Regions from separate parts of the Homo sapiens genome. Here region 1 is linked to region 2. Evidence: read pairs that join two places in POLR2A ChIA-PET (ENCODE). Cell type or tissue: IMR-90. All regions are shown on one strand. Each heading gives the region's core, and the rest is flanking DNA. Links, peaks and the distances in the headings are about the cores only.

What was found. Peaks named below come from ENCODE experiments on the same cell type or tissue, not always from the same donor. Only the 100,000 strongest peaks of a DNase experiment are listed, where the experiment ranks them.
Region 1: POLR2A ChIA-PET joins it to region 2 with 6 read pairs; 3 of 35 experiments call an interaction of 5 or more read pairs at or near these places.

The regions. Positions count from the first base shown.
Region 1 is chr5:160,401,116-160,411,845 of GRCh38, reverse strand. It overlaps SLU7 (spliceosome associated SLU7), which reads left to right. Exons shown (of 16, transcript NM_006425.5): 7 at 3,149-3,196; 8 at 3,386-3,517; 9 at 3,778-3,875; 10 at 4,033-4,100; 11 at 4,231-4,370; 12 at 5,217-5,378; 13 at 6,711-6,815; 14 at 6,966-7,037; 15 at 7,290-7,406; 16 at 8,382-10,205. The coding sequence ends at 8,561. Among named protein-coding and RNA genes, the nearest start is that of FAM200C, 6.4 kb to the right of the region's middle. RefSeq lists a silencer at 6,857-7,057. In IMR-90, for the core only: no CTCF peak of the experiment used is centred there; no DNase peak of the experiment used is centred there; H3K27ac peaks cover 190 bases.
Region 2 is chr5:160,138,279-160,149,008 of GRCh38, reverse strand. No RefSeq gene overlaps it. Among named protein-coding and RNA genes, the nearest start is that of PWWP2A, 24 kb to the right of the region's middle. In IMR-90, for the core only: no CTCF peak of the experiment used is centred there; no DNase peak of the experiment used is centred there.

The sequences.
Region 1 (10,730 bases), core at 3,479-5,978, 260 kb before region 2:
ATAACTGGGCAAAACATTTTTTATATGAATGAAAGGTCTATTGCAGCCAGTTTTTTTTTCTTTTTTAAAAATCCTTGTCAATAGAGTAAATATATTATGCATATTAGAGTTGTCAAGTTTCTTTTTAACAAATCTAGGCACAAATAAATAGTAAACATTTATAGTTTTTTAGTTTAAATTTCTAAAAGGGACTCTAAACCATGTATAAGTAACAAAGCAAACAGAACTTGAAATAATTACCAAGTAAGCAGTTACCGAGTTACTAAGGTAACCTACCAGGCAAGTTAACATTGTAAGTTACCAGATAGGTGTTTAAAATCCATCTCTGGCCGAGCACAATGGCTCACACCTGTAATCCCAGCACTTTGGGAGGCCGAGGCAGGTGGATCATCTGAGGTCAGGAGTTCGAGACTAGCCTGGCTAACATGGTGAAACCTCATCTTTACTAAAAATACAAAAATTAGCTGGGTGTGGTGGCGAGCACCTGTAGTCCCAGCTACTCGGGAGAATCGCTTGAACCCAGGAGGCAGAGGTTGCAGTGAGCCGAGATCACGTCACTGTGCTCTAGCTTGGATGACAGAGCGAGACTCTATCTCAATCAATCAGTCAATCAGTCAATCAATAACAAAATCCATCTCTGCTCCATGAGACATACATGCTCTTAGAAAAGTGAATTTGCCGGCCGGGCGCGGTGGCTGACGCCTATAATCCGAGCACTTTGGGAGGCCAAGGCGGGTGGATCCCAAGGTCAGGAGATCGAGACCATCCTGGCTAACACGGTGAAACCCCGTCTCTACTAAAAAATACAAAAAATTAGCCAGTCGCGGTGGCGGGCGCCTGTAGTCCCAGCTACTCGGGAGGCTGAGGCAGGAGAATGGGTGAACCCAGGAGGCAGAGCTTGCAGTGAGCCAAGATCATGCCGCTGCACTCCAGCCTGGGCGACAGAGTGAGACTCCGTCTCAAAAAAAAAAAAAAGTGAATTTGCCTCTCTGAGCTGCAGTTTAGTATGTCTGAAATAGAAATGATAACACCTACCCCCAGGAAGCTTATATACATATCACATAGTAAACACTGGGTAATTAGTAGCTATTATTGTTGTGATTATTTTTATTTATTACTAACTTTGGGAAAAGAAAAAGGGCCTGTTTCTTTTGTTCTAATGTATTCTCTGTTGTTTGTTGTAAACGTAATGTAATTTATTTCCCCAGTAAGGATACTTAATGTATGTAAGGGGCTAATGATTTTTGCCCACTTGGATGCTTGGATTATTTTTTTTTTATATACTTTAAGTTTTAGGGTACATGTGCACAACGTGCAGGTTTGTTACGTATGTATACATGTGCCATGTTGGTGTGCTGCACCCATGAACTCGTCATTTAGCATTAGGTATATCTCCTAATGCTATCTCTCCCCGCTCCCAGGATGCTTGGATATTAAGATGAACCACATACAGTAGATTTAGAGACTTAGCTGTCACTATAGAAATGTATGTAAATGTCTTTGGTGAACTAGCAAATAGTGGGAACTCAAAAAAATTATTTTTTACAAAATATTTATATTTCTAATTTTGAAAGTAACACATATTAAGTGGAAAAAAATTAGAACATAATATAAAAAAGAAAATATCCCTGTGTTAATTGTGAACATTTTGAAGTAGGCCTTTCCAGGTCTCTCTTGTCCACATATACCTGTTCATGTGTGCTAGAATACAAAATGTTTCTTACATGAATCCATCTTTATATATTCATTTATTACCTTCTTTTTTAATTTAACAACATAGAGTACAGTGGGAACGTGTTTTCTGTCTATATTTATAGACCTATAGCATCATTTATTTTTGTATGAATTCACATGGCTCAAAAATTAAAACAATTTAAGAAGATGCACAGCGAAGTCTCTCCACCCCTGTTTCTATCCACCCTAACACTAAACTTCCCCTCGCCCCAACTCTTTTGTGTATGTGTGTGGCTCCTTTCAGACTGTCTTGAATAAATACAAATACAAATATATACCCTTATCCTATCTGTCTCTCCCCTCCCCTTTTTTTAATCAAAAAAGTTAGGAAACGATACATACTTTTCTGCCCCTTGGATAGAATCACTTTTAATGGCCGTTCAGTGTTCCATGGAGTGCAATACATTATATAACCAGTGATCTATTAATTTGATTTTTTCCCAGTGTTTTGAAAAAACATTGCACATATACAACACTGCACATCACATTCTTATACATCTTTATATAATTGACATGATACTAGGATAACCTTCTAGAAGTGTATTTCAGTGAGTTTGTATTTCTAAAATTTTTATGACATATCACTTAGCCATCATTCAGAAAAGCCATGCAGATTTATGCTTCCATCTATATAGTATATATACATACACGTGTTTCTGCATCTCCTCACTAATGCTATAATGTATTCTCTTTTTTTTTAAGTATTTTTAATCTTTGAAGCCTTTATGAAGGGACATGATGAAATACCACGTTAGTGTAGGCATTCTGTGGAGTTAGAAAGTATTCTGACCAATTGCTAGCGAAGAAAAGTGTATCCTTGTGACAAGGAGTTTGGCCTCTCCTTAAATTACAATACTGTGTCACTTGTAGATTTTTTTCATTGCCCAAACTTCACTTTGGCTGTGAAGACATGAACCCAGTAATATTTTCTTTTTGGACTTACTAGGAAACTAGTAACGTTTAATGAATACAGTATGTCTGAAGACTAACACATTTAGAAATTAATATTTATTGGGTACTTTGGACATCTTAATCTTTCTGTTACCATTTTGTGGTTATAATCTTAATTAAAATTCTCTTGAAATTTGCTGGCTTTATAGACAGTGTAATAAAATTATTTACAATGGCACTCTTGTATTCAGAATTTTTGCGCTCATTATAACTGAGAAGTGTGAGAGTTTGTTCAGTTAGAATTAAGTTTTATTATCTTAATACTTATTTATAAGTTACATATTATATATTATATAATAAATATTTATTATATATAATATAAATATAATATATAATAAAATATATTTTATTATATAAATATATTATTTATAATAAGATAATAATACTTTATTATCTTAATAATAAAGTTAATTGGATTAAGTGGAATGAGATTATGAATGATTTTTCTTCTTTCATGATGCAGAATTCTCCAAAACACCAGTGGGGAGAAGAGGAACCAAATTCTCAGATGGTAATACATATTTGCTGTCTCTGAGTATATGTTAAATTTTTAAATTTCTGATGGCTAATAATAAATAACACTAATAATAGCTTTTAAAGAACACAAGTAAATAAGGGTTTGGTTAAAGGGAAAGGGGAAAAAAAAGAACTACATGCTGCTTTCTTTTCTTCTTACTTTTCCTTCCTCTCCCTCTTTTAGGAAAAAGATCATAATAGTGAAGATGAGGATGAAGATAAATATGCAGATGATATTGACATGCCTGGACAGAATTTTGACTCCAAGAGACGAATTACTGTCCGGAATCTCAGGATTCGAGAAGATATTGCAAAAGTAAGTCTTGTCAGCTTAACATACATATTTGAAAAATACTTGTCTTCCCAGCATAAATTTTATCGACTCTGGGTAGCATATGGATAATATAGTCAGAGTCATTCTAAGATAAGGTTTCATTCTGTTTTTTCTCTTCACCTGAACCCCAGAAATGTATACACACATTTATTTAATTGATCATGTTCAACTCCTCCAACTAGTCTGCTGAAATCTTTTTGCTGTGAGTAAACATTAATTCTTTAAATATTTTTTTCTTCTAGTATTTGAGGAATTTAGATCCAAATTCTGCCTACTATGATCCAAAAACTAGAGCAATGAGAGAGAATCCTTATGCCAATGCAGGAAAGAATCCAGATGAGTAAGTATCAAGTTAAATGTACAGATTTTAAGATGAGAGAAAGTTAATTGTTTTCTGACCTGACCATAGATGGTGTTCATTTTAATTCAGATTCAGTTTTACGAATTAATTTTCCTTAAATCAATCTCTGAAACATTTTCTTTATTTGTATTTACAGAGTGAGTTATGCTGGAGATAACTTTGTTAGGTACACAGGAGATACCATTTCAATGGCTCAGACACAGTGTAAGTGTTTCCTCTATGTCAAGCCATTTTATATCAGCTCATAAGACGTTTGGGATTGTTTAAAGCTTGTTTTCAAGAAGCATACAGTAATGCAGCTGCCAACTCACTAAGATGTTTTGAATTACTCTAGTGTTTGCATGGGAAGCCTATGACAAGGGATCTGAAGTGCATCTACAGGCAGATCCTACAAAGCTAGAGCTGTTGTATAAGTCCTTCAAAGTCAAAAAAGAAGATTTCAAAGAACAGCAGAAAGAAAGCATCCTGGAAAAGGTAATTTTGACCAAAATGCTAAAGAAGAACTTCTGTTAAAGAGAAGTTACTAGTTAATAAGCGTTAGTTTTACATTTGGAAAATAATGCAAAGAGAGCCCTCTTAATCCATGAAGAATAGTCCTTTTCTTCCTTTCTCTTAGTCAGATGGTAATTTTGTATGAGCTTTTGCAGCAAAACAAGCTACCTCAAATCTTAATAGCTTAAAATAAACATTTATTGTTTCTCACAGTTGGCCAAGTCTCCTGGTCTGGGCTTGCTCAGCTGAGGTTAGATGATGAACTAAGATGGCCTCACTCTTGTGTTTAGCAGTTAACAGGCTAATTGTCCTAAGGGGACCTCTTCTGGGACAGCTCATCTCCACCCCATGTGGTCTTTCATCCTCTAGTAGGGTAGCACAGCTTTTTAAAATGGCATTCTCAGAGTTCTAGAGAGTGGCAGCAAAAAGTGTGCTGTGGTACATAAGTGCCTTTGCTTGCATCACATTTGCCAACTTTCATTGGTCAAAGCAAATAACATGGTCAGGCCCAGATTCAAGGGACAGAGAAAGACTTCGTCTCTTGATGGGAAGAAAAGCAAAGCCCTGTGGCAAAAGGGCATGTATAGAAAGATAAGAGGAATTTATGGCCATCTTGTAACTTACTGTACTCAACAGATGAATAGCAACTGAGACATCTTCTATTTGCCTCAGAAAAAATTTGTGGCTTTTTTTTTCCTACTGTGCTTTCTATAACAAAACCCAGTAAAGAATGTTCCCTTTCTTTCTGATTAGAAATAAATGTTTTCTGGAAATTTAAATGCAAATCAGGTTGTAAAATGTATTGAATAATGTCCAATGTCCTTTTAGTATGGTGGCCAAGAACATTTGGATGCCCCTCCAGCTGAATTGCTTTTAGCCCAGACTGAAGACTATGTGGAGTACTCAAGACATGGGACAGTCATCAAAGGACAGGAGCGGGCTGTTGCCTGCTCTAAGTATGAGGAGGATGTGAAGATCCACAATCACACAGTATGTGCTAAACTGGAACAATTTTGTGTCCTTGTTGGTTTTGCTCTGTATTGCATTTTTCCACTACAACTTTATTAGCTAACCATTTGTATTCTCTATGCTTTAAAAAAAAAAAAAAATTTTAACTGTTTCATGGAATTTTTTCAAAAATAGAAAAATTTTGAAGGAATACTATGTTCATCTATATACCCATCATCTAAATTCTGAAATTTTTAACATATTGCCTTATATGCTTTGTCTAGTTGTATGTGTGCATATGCACAGTTTTACATATATATGTAAAATACACATATATACACACATATAGTTTATGTATATATTTATTTGACTGAAACATTTGGAAATTATGTATATCATGACATTTTATCCATAAACGCTGTATCACATATCTCCTTAAAATGAGGATTTTCTTCTATATAACCACATCGACATTATTGCACTTCAGAAAATTAACATTATATCACCTAATATCTAGTCATTAATCACATTTTCCAAAATATACAGAAAAATGCCTTTAACACCTATTTTTTGTTTTAGTCAGAATTCGTTTCAAATTTCTTTTGATCGTTATGCGGTTATTATGTCTCTTTTCTAGAGTGTATCTCTTCATTTTCATGACGGTGACCATTTAACAGATTAGGCCAATTAGTTTGTAAATTGTCTCATATTCTGTATTGACTGGTTCCTAGTAGTGTTATATAACTTGTTTCTCTATCCCTGTATGTTTTATAAATAGGAATTTAGGTCTAACGGCTTGATTGGATATAAGTTAAATATTTTGACAAGAATATTTAATAAGTAATGTAGTATATTCATATTGCATTGTAAACATCATAAAGCATATATTGTCCTTTGCTGTTCTCTTGAAGTAACCAAACTACAATTGTCTCTCTTAGTTGAGGGTCAAAAACCTAACTCCCTATAGGAGCCAGACCAGTGATCATACATGAGTGAAGTGAGCCAGGCAAATTGTACAAACTGGAGAACACAAGCCCTATCTAATGGGGCATCCACTGTTCAGCAACAGCTGATTATTGCCAAGTGGTTATATAGGCCCAGAATTTCCCACTCCTACGTTTTTCAAGAGAAGTCAGATACCCTAAATTTTTTAATAGGCTTTTGGGAATAGAATTTAAGAGTTTTGTAACTACAGGTCCTGCTTCTCACACTTCAGGTCAGACTACCTTCTCCCTGTTAGCCAGCCTTGAATCCCCATAATTTTTCTCCCAAATTACCTTTAATGGGCTGTATTATTTTATACTCTTATCAACAGTATACAGAAGTTTCTAATTTCAGCTTCCTTTTTAAGCTTTTTAATTTCTCTCTCTGCAGCATATCTGGGGATCGTACTGGAAAGAAGGCCGATGGGGATACAAATGCTGTCACTCTTTTTTCAAGTATTCCTATTGTACTGGAGAAGCTGGGAAGGAGATTGTTGTAAGTAATTGTCTTTGGTTCTTAAAGGTATAAAACAACCGAAGCTCCTAAGTCAAACTAAAACATGCTGTCTCATGTTTCAAATTTTAACTTGTTCTTAGATGATTAGTAACTATGACACTCAACTCAAATTACATGTATTTCCCACAGAACTCTGAGGAGTGTATTATAAATGAGATAACTGGGGAAGAATCTGTGAAAAAACCTCAAACCCTCATGGAGGTAAGTTGATAATCATTTGTCCTGAATTTTTAAGTCCTGGAGGGAGGGCTTTAAAACCTGCACCTGAGTTTTTTTTTTTCTTTTGAAACAGAATCTCATTCTGTCGCCCAGGCTCGAGCGCAGTGCACGGTCTGGGCCCACTGCAACTTCCGCCTCCTGGGTTCAAGTGATTCTTGTGCCTCAGCCGCCCAAGTAGTGCACCTGAGCTTTGTTTTCACATTAATAACACTGCATTTCAATCCTCCCTTTCAGCTGCATCAAGAAAAACTGAAAGAGGAAAAGAAGAAGAAGAAAAAGAAAAAGAAGAAGCATCGAAAGAGCAGTTCAGATAGTGATGATGAAGAAAAGAAGCATGAAAAATTGAAAAAGGTAATTTGTGAAGTCTAAATAGTAAAAGTGACAAGTAGCAGTATTCTTTGTTTTTTGGGTTGTTTTTATTTTTTTGAGACAGGGTCTTGCTCTGTTGTCCAGGCTGGAGTGCAGTGGCACGACCGCAGCTCACTGCAAGCTCCACCTCATAGGCTCAAGCAATTCTTCTGCCTCAGTGTCCCAAGTAGCCGGTATTACAGGCACATGCCCCCATGTGCAGCTAATTTCTGTATTTTTTTATAGAGCCAGGATTTCACCATGTTGCCCAGTCTGGTCTCAAACTTCTGAGCTCAGGTGAACTGCCCACCTCATCCTCCCAAAGTGCTGGGATTGCAGGCATGAGCCACCGTTCTTGCCAGTATTATTTGTCAAGGCCTTTATTTGTAATGGCCTGTGATCTAGTCCTGTCTCCAAATGCATTTTTACAATGATGAAACAAGCCTAGAGTCTGAGTGATTTGCTCAAGTTATATTAATGGAGATATTGTGAGGTGTAGGTATTGCCTTCTTCTTGGAGTATTTAGTAATTATGACTAATGGACAGAAGAAATGTGCATTCTAAAGCATTTTAGAGTTATTGGCATGTTGACCGGAAAGAATTGCCTTCTAGCTCCGTAGTTTGTAAGTTTTGGCAAGTCCTTGAGAAAAGTCAGAATTGTAGTCTCTACCAGAAGCATCATTTGTGAGCTTGTATAAGTAAAGTGAACCTCATTTAATTTTTGTTATTAAATAAAATTTCTTCAACATTGATTTAAAATGTTATAGAATGTTTTGTGCTGTATAAAAATATCATATAAGCCAAATAGTGATTAGTTGTAGCTTGACAGTAGAAGGGCTGACTCCAAAGCTCTTTCAGGCAATCTGCGTTTTTGATAGAGCAGTTCATATTCAGTGGGGTGTGTTGGTACTCTGCCACTTTTGAAGAAAAGACATCTGATGTAGAGCTGTGATACACATTTTATTCCTCTCACTATAGGCACTGAACGCAGAGGAGGCCCGCCTTCTTCATGTCAAGGAGACCATGCAGATTGATGAGAGGAAGCGGCCTTACAATAGCATGTATGAAACTCGAGAACCTACTGAAGAGGAAATGGAGGCATATAGAATGAAACGTCAGAGGCCAGATGACCCCATGGCCTCTTTCCTTGGACAGTAGCAACTAGTCAGAAGACCATCCAAGATAGATGCAGCTGATACATTCTTTTCAGCTTCTTATTGATGATTGTAGATAGAAAAATCCTTGTTTATTCTTCTTGCTGCCTGGCTTTAATAAATATTTCAGATGCCTCACAGTAAGTTCACTCCTTTCCATACTGAGGAAACAAGAAAAGAAGAAGAGGCACATGAAGTGTGCTTTTGGGAATAGAATTTAAAATTGGATTAAGATTTTATTTCCAGTTTTTTTTATTTATTTATTTTTTTTTTTGAGACGGAGTCTTGCTCTGTCGCCCAGGCTGAAGTGCGGTGGCGCGATCTCGGCTCACTGCAAGCTCCACCTCCCAGGTTCACGCCATTCTCCTGCCTCAGCCTCCCTAGTAGTTGGGACTACAGGCGCCCGCCACCATGCTCAGCTAATTTTTTGTATTTTTAGTAGAGACGGTTTCATCGTGTTAGCCAGGATGGTCTCGATCTCCTGACCTTGTGATCCACCCGCCTCAGCCTCCCAAAGTGCTGAGATTACAGGCGTGAGCCACCGCGCCTGGCCTATTTCCAGTTTTATGTGAGTCATGTAAAAAAGCCTTGGCTCTCTACCTATTAAGAATGTCTCTTTCTCTGTATTTATTAAGCTTCAAACTTTATTGCTTCGATTTTTGTGGCCCTATATTTAGTATTAGCACACCTTGGTTTTGAGAAAAAAACAGGGCTTTGTTTTTTTAAATAATTACTAGCAACTCTGTGACTACATTTATTTTTATTTTTTTTAGAGACAGGATCTTGCTATGTTGCCCAGGCTAGAGAGCAGTGGCTTTTCACAGACAAAGTCATAATGCCCTGCAGTCTTGGGCTCAAGCGATTCTCTCTTCCTTGGCCTCTGGAGTAGACTAAATGTGTTAGTCTTTGAATGGAAAACAACTATTTTCTCATCATTGGGTCAATATTGACTGATCAGTAGTAGGTCTTTTACCATTCTGGACATAAGTCTAGGTGTAGAAATCCTTTCCTTTATCATAGAGGATATGGTTTACATTACCGTTTGTTTTCATTGTGATTGCCCCTATGTAACAATCATGAATATTAGATTTTTTAAATTGTAGAATATCCTAATATTTATAGCCAGCAGCTGTTACTTTGTTTGTAAAATTTGCAAAAAAACAAAACCTGAAGTTGGTTTATTGAAAGAATTATAAGGATAGCTTCTAGGGATATTAGTAATAGATTGCCATGATCCTGAAGCCTCTTCTCAGAACACTGTGAAGATAATACTGACAGTAGAATCAGTGAAAACAGCCTAACAAAACCTCTGACATCAGTATATCAACTTTTAACAGCCCACTCACTGGCTTTTCTAAACTACCAAAAACCACCTGTAGGATACTGCATTAAGTCAGCATCTCAGAAACAGTGGTGTGAGTAACTGAGTCAAATTGTCAAGTACTTTGGATATACATAGTGTCGAGCTTTAGATTGGTATGAAATTAAACAGCAATGCAAATAGATTTAATTCCTATTTACTTTAAGAATGAAAAACAATGTTCATTTTCCTACCTAAACAGGGTGGTTCAACATAAAGGCTGATGTTGTGTCCGTTTTGTATTTTATCTTTTGTTAAAGATACATAAATGACAATACTTAACTGTGAGTGGTTTGTAGCATTATTTCTAATATTTGGCAGAAAAGTTGTTTATGGGACAGGGAGGGGAACCTGGATTAGCTTCTGTGAGTTTAAGAAAATTTCAGCATCTTGTCACCTAACCTTTCTGGACCTCTTTCCCTCTTCTATGAGGCCTGGTTTACTTAGATTTAGGAAGAATTCTGTAATATCCAGAATCATGTCTTCTGTTTTATTTTGGAAAAGTAATGCCTAGCCAGCCTGGCCAACATAGCAGAGCCCTGTCTCTATGAAAAATACGAAAATTAGCTGGGCATGGTGGCACACGCCTATAATCCCAGCTACTCAGGAGGCTGAGGCATGAGAATTGCTTGAACCCGGTTCAAGAAGTTACAGTGAGCTGAGATTGCGCCACTGCTCTCCAGCCTGGGCAACAGAATGAGACCCTGTCTCAAAAAAAAAAAAAAAAAAAAAAGAAAAAAACATAATGCCTAGGACATTACTCAGATTGAGCTTTGATTTTATTATCTCAATAATAGCTGCCTTTTGAGTGCG
Region 2 (10,730 bases), core at 4,798-7,297:
ATTTGAACCTAGATCTTTGGACGCTCTCCATGTACCCACTCTCCCTTCTCACTGATGTTTGGGAAAGTGACTTCAGAAGTCAAGTGGTCCATTACCCTAGCAGGTAAGGCTCTGCCAGTTGCTTGCATTGCTAAACAGGAAGCTTACTCTCTCCCAAGGACCCATAGGAAACTACATTGTATTCTGATTTTTCCTTGTGCTTAAAAATGCTACAACAGGCATGGCACAGAGGCTCATGCCTGTAATCCCAGCACTTTGGGAGGCCGAGGCGGGCATATCATGAGGTCAGGAGATCAAGACCATCCTGGCTGACATGATGAAACCCCGTCTCTACTAAAATACAAAAAATTAGCTGGGCATGGTGGTGCGCACCTGTAGTCCCAGCTAGTTGGGAGGCTGAGACAGGAGAATCGCTTAAACCTGGGAGGCAGAGATTGCAGTGAGCTGAAACCACGCCACTGCATTCCAGCCTGGCGACAGAGCAAGACTCCATCTCAAAAAAAAAAAAAAGCTACAACAGCCTGCCCCTACCAAGACAATGTCCTTCCTAGCCTGTCATGGATCCCAGTTAATACCAGGTCACCTGAGGTCCCAAATCATTCAGTCCTTTAAAAAATACTTGCCTGGGCATAGTGGTTTCCACCTGTAATCTCAGCACTTTGGGAGGCCGAGGCAGGCGGATCACTTGAGGTCAAGTGTTCGAGAACAGCATGGCCAATATGGTAAAACCTCATCTCTACTAAAAATACAGATTGGGCACGGTGGCTCATGCCTGTAATCCCAGCACTTTGGGAGGCCGAGGAGGGCAGATCACTTGAGGTCAGAAGTTTGAGACCAGCCTAGCCAACATGGTGAAACCCTTCTCTACTAAAAATACAAAAAGTACCCAGGTGTGGTGGCACATGCCTGTAATCCCAGCTACTTGGGAGGCTGAGGCAGGAGAATTGCTTGAACCCGGGAGGCAGAGGTTGCACTGAGTGGAGATCACGCCACTGCACTCCAGCCTGGGCGACAGATCGAGACTCCGTCTCAAAAAAACAGAAACAAAAACAAAAATTAGCTGGTTGTGGTGATGTGCACCTGTAGTCCCATTTACTCGGGAGGCTGAGGCAGGAGAATCATTTGAACCTGGGAGGCGGAGGTTGCAGTGAGCCGAGATCGCACCACTGCACTCCAGCCTGGTCGACAGAGTGAGACTCCATCTCAAAGAAACAAACAAATGAACAAACAAAAATCCCTGACCTTTATCTAGAAAGAAAGGAAGGAAGGGAAAGAGAGAGATTGAGAAAGGGAGAGAGAGAGAGAAAAAAAGCAAACAAGAAAGAGGCCGGGTGCCGTGGCTCATGCATTTAATCCCAGCACTTTAGGAGGCTGAGGTGAGAGGATTGCTTGAGTCCAGAAGTACGAGACCAGCCTGGGCAATATAGTAAGAACTTGTCTCTAAATAAACTAGGAAAGAAAGAGAGAAAGCGAGAAAAAGAAGAAAGAAGGAAGGAAGGAAGAAAAGAAGAGAGAGAGAGAAAGAAAGAGAAAGAAAAAGAAAGAAAGAAAGAGAAAGAAAGAAAGAAAGAAAGAAAGAAAGAAAGAAAGAAAGAAAGAAAGAAAGAAAGAAAGAAAGATGTAACCTAATTTGCTCACAGAATAAAGGTTGCTGCTAATTCCCTGCTCCCCTTTACCCTGGCCCTCCCCACTGGGACTTGGTTCAGGTTTCTCCAACCTGGCTGGTTCATCTTTCTGCTTCTGAGCTACTGTCATGGGACAGGGCTTTGTGAGCCTTACCTCCACTCTCAAGATACATTTTTTTTCCATTGCTTATGTTCTTTCCGGCTTCCCCTGTGTCCACTTGTCTAAGGCCTTGCCTTGGCCACATCAGGGAATTTGGGAGCCAGGCCTAACAAGCCTGTATCCTAGCTACCTTGGAAAAGGGGAAAGGACCTTGGTGAACAATGAGCTAGAAATAGAAAGGAAGAAGTGTCTGGTGTGGGAGGAGGCAGATGTGAGTAAAGGTCATAGCTGCTTTTGCACCTCAGCTGGAGAACGTTCGCTACAGCTGGGCCTTATTAGAGAGCCTTCAGGTTGAGATGAGAGAGAGAGAGATTCATTAAAGAAAGGAAATAAATCTGTTTTATGCCTGCTGCCAGCCAGGTATGATGGTATGATGCATTGTGGTTTTTGTTTCGGATCATCTAATCTTCATACAACAGTTCTTTTTTGTCTTTTTTTTATTATTTTTTTTTGAGACAGGGTCTCAGCTGGAGTGCAGTGGTGCAATCATGGCTCATTGCAGCTTCGATAGCCTGGGCTCAAGCGATCCTCCCACCTCAGCCTCCTGAGTAGCTGGGACTACAGGCACCTGCCACTACGCCTGGCTAACTTTTTTTTTTTTTTTTTTTTGAGACGGAGTTTCGCTTTGTCACTCAGGCTGGAGGGCAGTGGAGCGATCTTGGCTCACTGAAACCTCTGCCTCCCGGGTTCAAGCAACTCTCCTGCCTCAGCCTCCGGAGTAGCTGGGATTATAGGTGCCTGCCACCACATCCAGCTAATTTTTGTATTTTTAGTAGAGATGGGGGTTTCACCATGTTGTCCAGGCTGGTCTCGAACTGCTGACTTCAGGTGATCCACCCGCCTCAGCCTCCCAAAGTGCTGAGATTACAGGTGTGAGCCAACATGCCCGGCAATGCCTAATTTTTAAATTTTCTTGTGGAGACAGAGTCTCGCTATGTTGCCCAGGCTGGTCTCAAACTCCTGGGCTTAAGTGATCCTCCTGTCTTGCCTCCCAAAGTGTTAGGATTATAGGCGTGAGTCACCATGCCCAGCCTCATAATACTCTTGAGGGCAGTAATTATTAACCCACATAGCAGATTGAAAAATTGAGGCCCAGAGAGAGCCCCAAAAAGGATAAATGATGAAGCTAGGATGTATTTTCAAGGTTACCCCAAAAACCCATTATTTTCCAGGATTCTTGCATCTCTCTAAGGGCTAGTGCTCAAGCCATGTTGCCTGGACACTCTTATTAGCCCTGCCTGGTCAGGCATTAGCTCTGTTCTCCTGCAGGTAAATCAGACTTGGCTGCTAAGTGGGTATGGCTGCTTCACAGACCACTCATTAAACCATTAATTTATCAGCCACCCTAATATGAACTAATAGAATGTTTAAATTTTAGAGTTGGACTGCCTGGGATTTACTGGGTTTTTTTTTTTTTTTGGTTGTTGTTGTTGTTTTTCCGAGACTGAGTCTTGCTCTGTCACCCAGGCTGGAGTGCAGTGGCACGATCTCGGCTCATTGCAACCTCCATCTCGTGGGCCCAGGCAATTCTCCTGCCTCAGCCTCCTGAGTAGCTGGGATTACAGGTGCATGCCACCACGCCCAGCTAATTTTTGTATTTTTAGTAGAGATGGGGTTTCCCCATGTTGGCCAGGCTGATCTCAAATTCCTGACTTCAGGTGATCTGCTCGCCTCAGCCTCCCAAAGTGCTAGGATTACAGGCATGAGCCACTGTGCCCAGCCTGGATTTACTAGTTGTGCGATATTGAGCCTTTTAAGCACAAAAAATCAGTATCATTAAAATGGCATACTACTTAAAGCAATCTACAGATTCAAGGCAATTCCTATCAAATTACCAACGTCATTTTTCACAGAATTAGAAAAAACAATTCTAAAATTCATATGGAACCAAAAAAGAGCCTGAATAGCCAAAGCAATCCTAAGCAAAAAGAACAAAGTCAGAGACATTGCATTATCTGACTTCGAGCTATACTACGAAGCTATAGTAACCACAACAGCATGGCAGTGGTACAAAAATAGGCACACAGATCAATGGAACAGAATAGAGAATCCAGAAATAAAGTCACACACCTACAACCAACTGATCTTCGACAAAGCTGACACTAATAAACAATGGGGAAATAACCCCCTATTCAATAAATGGTGCTGGGAAAACTGACTGGCCATGCAAAAGAATGAAACTGGGCAAACTGGGCCCCTACTTATTACCATACACAAAAATTAACACAAGATGGATTAGAGAGTTAAATATAAGACCTCAAACTATAAAAACCTTCTAGACACTAGGCGTGGTGGTAGGCGCCTGTAATCCCACCTACTGGGGAGACTGAGGCAGGAGAATCGCTTGAACCTGGAAGGTGGAGGTTGCAGTGAGCAGAGATCATGCCACTGCACTCCAGCCTGGGCAACAAGAGTGAAATTCCATCTCAAAAAAAAAAAAACAAAAAACAAAAGTAAAAAAATAGCAGACGGTGAGGATGCAGAGAAAAGGGAGCAGTTTTACAATGTTGATGGGAATGTAGATTAGTACAACCTCTATGAGACACAGTATGGAGATTTCTTAAAGAACTAAAACAGGCCGGGCGCAGTGGCTCATGCCAGTAATCCCAACACTTTGAGAAGCCGAGGCGGGTGGATCACCTGCGGTCAGGAGTTTGAGACCAGCCTGACCAACATGGTGAAACCCTGTCTCTACTAAATACAAAAAATTAGCCAGGCATGGTGGCACATGCTTGTAATCCCAGCTACTTGGAAGCCTGAGGCAGGAGAATCATTTGAACCCGGGAGGCAGAAGTTGCAGCAAGCTGAGATTGTGCCATTGCATTCCAGCCTGGGAAACTAGAGCAAAATTTCATCTCAAAAAAAACCAACTACCATTCACCCACCAATCCCACTACTGGTTATCTACCCAAAGGAAAAGAAATCATCTTATCCAAAGGGCACCTGTACTCGTACATTTATTGCAGCACTCTTTTCAGTAGCAAACTCATGGAATCAACCTGACTGTCAATGATAGATTAAATTTTAAAAATATGGTACATACACACCATGGACTACTACACATCCATAAAAGAAAAAAATGAAATCATATCCTTTGCAGCAGCATGGATGCAACTGAAGCCCATTACCCTAAGCAAATTAACTCAGGAACAGAAAACCAATTAGGTAACAAAAAGTTAAACAAAAGGTACACGGGGACATAAAGGTAGAAACAACAGACACTGGGGACTCCAAAAGAGCGGAGGGAGGGAGAAAAGCAAGGGATGAAAAGCTTCCTGCGAGGGACGATGTTCACTCTTGGTAATGGGTTCATTAGAAGCTCAAACCTCAGATTTATAACATATACCCATGTAAGAAACCTGCCCATATACCCTCTGAATCTATAATTTTTTTAAAAGTTGTCATTTGAAGAATAATTTTTTTTTTTTTGAGATGGAGTTTTGCTCTTGTCATCCAGGCTGGAGTGCAATGGTGAGATCTCAGCTCACTACAACCTCTGCCTCCCGGGTTCAAGTGATTCTCCGGCTTTAGCCTCCCGAGTAGCTGGGATTACAGGCAGGCACCACCACGCCTGGCTAATTTTGTATTTTCAGTAGAGATGGGGTTGCTCCATGCTGGTCAGGCTGGTCTCGAACCCCCGACCTCAGGTGATCCGCCCGCCTTGACCTCCCAAAGTGCTGGGATTATAGGCGTGAGCCACGGCGCCCGGCCTGAAGAATAAATTTTTTAAAAGAAGAAAAAAAAAAAAATTAAGTGACCACTTCGTCTTTCTATGCCTTGGGTTCTTCATCTGTGAAATGAAGATTGGACTGTTGTAACAATTAAGTGAGATAATACATATGAACTGCTCAGCACAGTCACTGGTGCATAGAAGAAGGTACACAAAGATTAGGTATTACTGATTGAGTGCCTTCTATATCGTACGCATGGGGCTTGCATTTAGAGATGAGCAAAACAAGATGTGCTCCTTGTTCTCTTGTCTAGTTAAGAAGGAAACAAGAAGTAAATAATCACACACAAATAGAGAAAGCTGGCTGGGTGCGGTGGCTCACACCTGTAATCCCAGCACTTTGGGACGCCAAGGCGGGCGGATCACGAGGTCAGGAGATCAAGACCATTCTGGCTAACACACTGAAACCCCGTCTCTACTAAAAATACAAAACATTAGCCGGGCGTGGTGGCGGGCGCCTGTAGTCGCAGCTACTCAGGAGGCTGAGGCAGAATGGCGTGAACCCAGGAGGTGGAGCTTGCAGTGAGCTGAGATCGAGCCACTGCACTCCAGCCTGGGTGACAGAGCTAGACTCTGTCTCAAAAAAACAAAACAAAAAAAACAAAAGACAAAAAAACAACTAGAGAAAGCTATGTGGGAGTACCTGCTTCCTATGGCTAGGTAAGGGAATTGTGATCTGAAAGTCGCTAATGAGGTGAGGAGAGGGCACAATGTTCCAGGCAGAGTGAAAGGCATCTTCCTTGTCTCTGAAGATATTAGATGATCTGGGTTTTTGAGACCCTTCCTCTCAGAATCTCTGAGCCTAGCCCGGGCGTGGTGGTTCATGCCTGTAATCCCAGCACTTTGGGAGGTGGAGGCGGGTGGATCACCTGAGGTCAGGAGTTAGAGACCAGCCTGGCTAACATGGTGAGACCCCCTCCCCTGCAACCCACCATCTCTACTAAAAATAAAAAAATTAGCCAGGTGTGGTAGTGGGCGCCTGTAATCCCAGCTACTTGGGAAGCTGAGGCCAGGGAACCCAAGAGGCAGAAGTTGCAGTGAGCTGCGATCTCACCATTGCACTCCAGCCTGGGTGACAAGAGTGAAACTCCATCTCAAAAAAAAAAAAAAAGAATTTCTAAGCCTACGTGCTGTTTTCCACTATTCCAAGGACAAAGTTTGCATCTTGAAAGCTAATCACTAAACCAAAGCCTTCACAAAGGCCATCAGTGGTTTTACCAAACAGACATTCTTCTCTAACAGCGACTAATATGATTAGTACTGGGTCCAGGCAGGTGAGCAGTTATAAGGGTGAGTTTTGGGTTAAGGCCTAACGGGGGCTAGGTCTTCAATTTTTGGTGGGCTTCAGGTCACCTGTGGAGACTTTTCAATACATCCCAGGGCCACATCCCTGGGAAATCTCAAGTTGGTGGCTTTAAGTAGGGCCTGGTAATCTTCATTTTTCTCATGCTTAGCCAGGGATGAAAACAATAGCATTGTCATTTTGAACTCTGGCTCTACCACCCTCCATCTGGGTGACCTTGAGCAAGTTATTTAACCTCTTTGAGACTCAATTTCTTTCTTTTTTTTGAAACAGAGTCTCACTCTGTCACCGGGGCTGGAGTGCAGTGGTGCGATCTTGGCTCACTGCAACCTCCACCTCCCAGGTTCAAATGACTCTCCTGCCTCAGCCTCCCCAGTATCTGGGATGACAGGTGCCTGCCACTATACCCAGCTAATTTTCTGTATTTTTAGCAGAGACAGAGTTTCACCATGTTGTCCAGGCTGGTCTCGATCTCTTGACCTCGTGATCCACCCGCCTCGGCCTCCCAAAGTGCTGGGATTACAGGCGTGAGCCACTGTGCTCGGCCTGAGACTCAATTTCTTAACGTATAGAATGAAAATAATAATATCTACCCATAGGGCTATCATGAAGATGGAATGATATTAATATACAAGAAATGCTTATTAATGTAGTCCTTGCCATGTAGTAAACATCCCGAACATGGTAGTTATTTTTGTTAGCTTTTTTGTATAACAATAGAATATTCTTTTGGTAAGATTGGCAATGGGAATGATTTATTATAGAAATCATAGAATACTATGTATCCATAAAAAATGATGAGTTCATGTCCTTTGTAGGGACATGGATGAAGCTGGAAACCATCATTCTCAGCAAACTATCACAAGGACAAAAAACCAAACACCGCATGTTCTCACTCATAGGTGGGAATTGAACAATGAGAACACATGGACACAGGAAGGGGAATATCACACACCGGGGCCTGTTGTGGGGTGGGGGGAGCGGGGAGGGATAGCATTAGGAGATATACCTAATGTTAAATGACGAGTTAATGGGTGCAGCACACCAACATGGCACATGTATACATATGTAACAAACCTGCACATTGTGCACATGTACCCTAAAACTTAAAGTATAATTTAAAAAAATAATTAAAAAAAAAAAGAAATCCTGACCCACGGCAGACTGCCAAATGTTTCTTATATCACATGCCAGGTAGAACGGAGATATTTTCAAATTAAATTCTCTTCTCAGGAAGTTTCCTTTGAACTACTGAGATGGAATTTCACTGTTGTTGCCCAGGCTGGAATACAATGGCATGATCTTGGCTCACTGTAACCTCTGCCTCCCAGGTTCAAGCAATGCTCCTGCCTCAGCCTCCCCGAGTAGCTGGTATTACAGGTGCCCACCACCACATCTGTTCGTGTTCTTAGTAGAGACGAGGTTTCACCATGTTGGCCAGGCTGGTCTCGAACTCCTGATCTCAGGTGATCCACCCACCTCAGCCTCCCAAAGTGCTGGGATTACAGGTGTGAGTCACTGCGCCCGGCCTATTTTTGTCATTTATAATCTCTAGCATTTCCTGGGGGAGAGCATGGTCTCTCCTTTTTGTTTCAGTTGGAATTTGGCTCCATCACTTACTAGTTATGACATGACCCTGAAGAAACTAGATCACAGTTCTAAGCTATGGAGTCTGACAAATCAGGTTTGCAGCCTTGGCTCAGCCATTACTGGCTGTATTACCTTGGGCAAGTCACTTCTCTTTTCTTTCTTTTTTTATTTTTTTGTTACAGAGTCACTCTGTTGCCCAGGCTAGAGTGCAATGGCGCAATCTTGGCTCACTGCAACCTCCGCCTCCCAGGTTCAAGCGATTCTCCTGCCTCAGCCTTCTGAGTAGCTGGGATTACAGGCATCTGCCACCACGCCCTGCTAATTATTGTATTTTTAGTAGAGATGGGGTTTCCATGTTGGCCAGGCTGGTCTCGAACTCCTGACCTCAAGTGATCCACCCGCCTTGGCCTCCCAAAGTGCTGGGATTACAGGTGTGAGCCACTGCGCCCAGCCCATGCCTGACTTCTAATGCCTAAGAGGAAACATGCTCAGTACTAATCTTCTCCACCTCCAAATTCAAATCCTGAAGTTGCAGATTTGGAAGATGGGGAATTAGGGAAGCTATGATCATGCTGCTGCATTCCAGCCTGGGCAATAGAGTGAGACACTGTTTCAAAAAAAAGAAATCTGGCATGATTTCTCTGAGGGCTGAGCTTCTGAAAGTGAGCCAGGAGGTGGACAAGTCAGAAATCAACTGAGGTCGTGTGTAATGGCTCATGCCTGTAATCCCAACACTTTGGGAGACTGAGGCAGAAGGATTGCTTGAACCCAAGAATTTGAGAGCAGCCTGAGCAACATACTGAGACCCCATCTCTTCGTTTGTTTGTTTTTGAGACAGTCTCACTCTGTTGCCCAGGCTGGAGTGCAGTGGCGCAATCTCGGCTCACTGCAACCTCTGCCTCCCAGGTTCAAGGGATTCTCCTGCCTCAGCCTCCTGAGTAGCTGGGACTACAGGCATGCGCCACCACGACTGGCTAAATTTTTCTATTTTTAGTAGAGATAGGGTTTCACCATGTTGGTCAGGCTGGTCTCCAAGTCCTGACCTCAAATGATCCACCCACCTCGGCCTCCCAAAGTGCTGGGATCATAGGCGTGAGCCACCGTGCCCGGCTGTAAGACCCCATCTCTACAGAAAAAAATTAAAAAATTAGCCTAGGCAACAAAGCAAAACCTTGTTTCAGAATAAATAAATACATACATTTTAACTCAGACATGGTAAGCTCAGTCCTAAATCCTCTGTCCTGTGGGAAAGAGGAGGAAGTGGAGTGGTAACTCCACCGCAGACCCTGGTCTCCCGGGGCCTTGAGCACTGCCTGGAAGATGCAGATGAAGCCTTGGAGTGGCCCTAGTATATATAGCCGTGGCCTCCACTGGATATGGGGCACTGGAGTTTTTCTCTATGGGCTGGATTCAAGCACCAGAGCTTCCTGACATTTCCCATCAGAAGGGAAAATGAGAAAGGTGGGTAGATGGAAATCTCTCTTCCATATTCATGCAGAATGAAGGCAGATGTGTTGATTTCCTTTTAAGTACTTGTGTCACTTCAACTGTAATTACCTTTTCCCAAATTCAAGAACAGAGTGGGGTGAGGAGGGTGAGGAAAGGATATGAATCTATAATAAGATTCTAAAAGAATTAAAATCTCATCAAATTTTTACCCAAATGCAAACTGCAATCGCTCTTTGGGGCAATTATGGGGAGGAAGAATTTATAGAGAATAGGCCTTACGGCCGGGCGTGGTGGCTCATGCCTGTAATCCCAGCACTTTGGGAGGCCGAGGTGGGCGGATCACGAGGTCAGGAGATCAAGACCATCCTGGCTAACGTGGTGAAACCCCATCTCTACTAAAAATAAAAAAATTAGCCGGGCATGGTGGCGGGCACCTGTAGTCCCAGCTACTCGGGAGGCTGAGGCAGGAGAATGGTGTGAACCTGGGAGGAGGGGCTTGCAGTGAGCCAAGATTATGCCACTGCACTCCAGCCTGGGCGACAAAGCAAGAATCCATCTCAAAAAAAAAAAAAATAGGCCTTAGAGTTTATCAGATGTGGGTACAAATCCCACAGCCCCCACTTATTAGCCAAGTGGCTCTGAGAGCCTCAGCTTCCTCATCTGTTAAATGGAGATAATAATAGCACTGGCCTCATGGGCTATACAGAACCGAACAGAACAAAGAATAAATTAGCCCAGTATCTGCAGGGTAGTATGTTCTTAAGAAATGTCACCGGGGGTGGCGGCTCAGGACTGTAATCCCAGCACTTTGGGAGGCCGAGGGGGGCGGATCACGAGGTCAGGAGATCAAGACCATCCTAGCTAACACAGTGA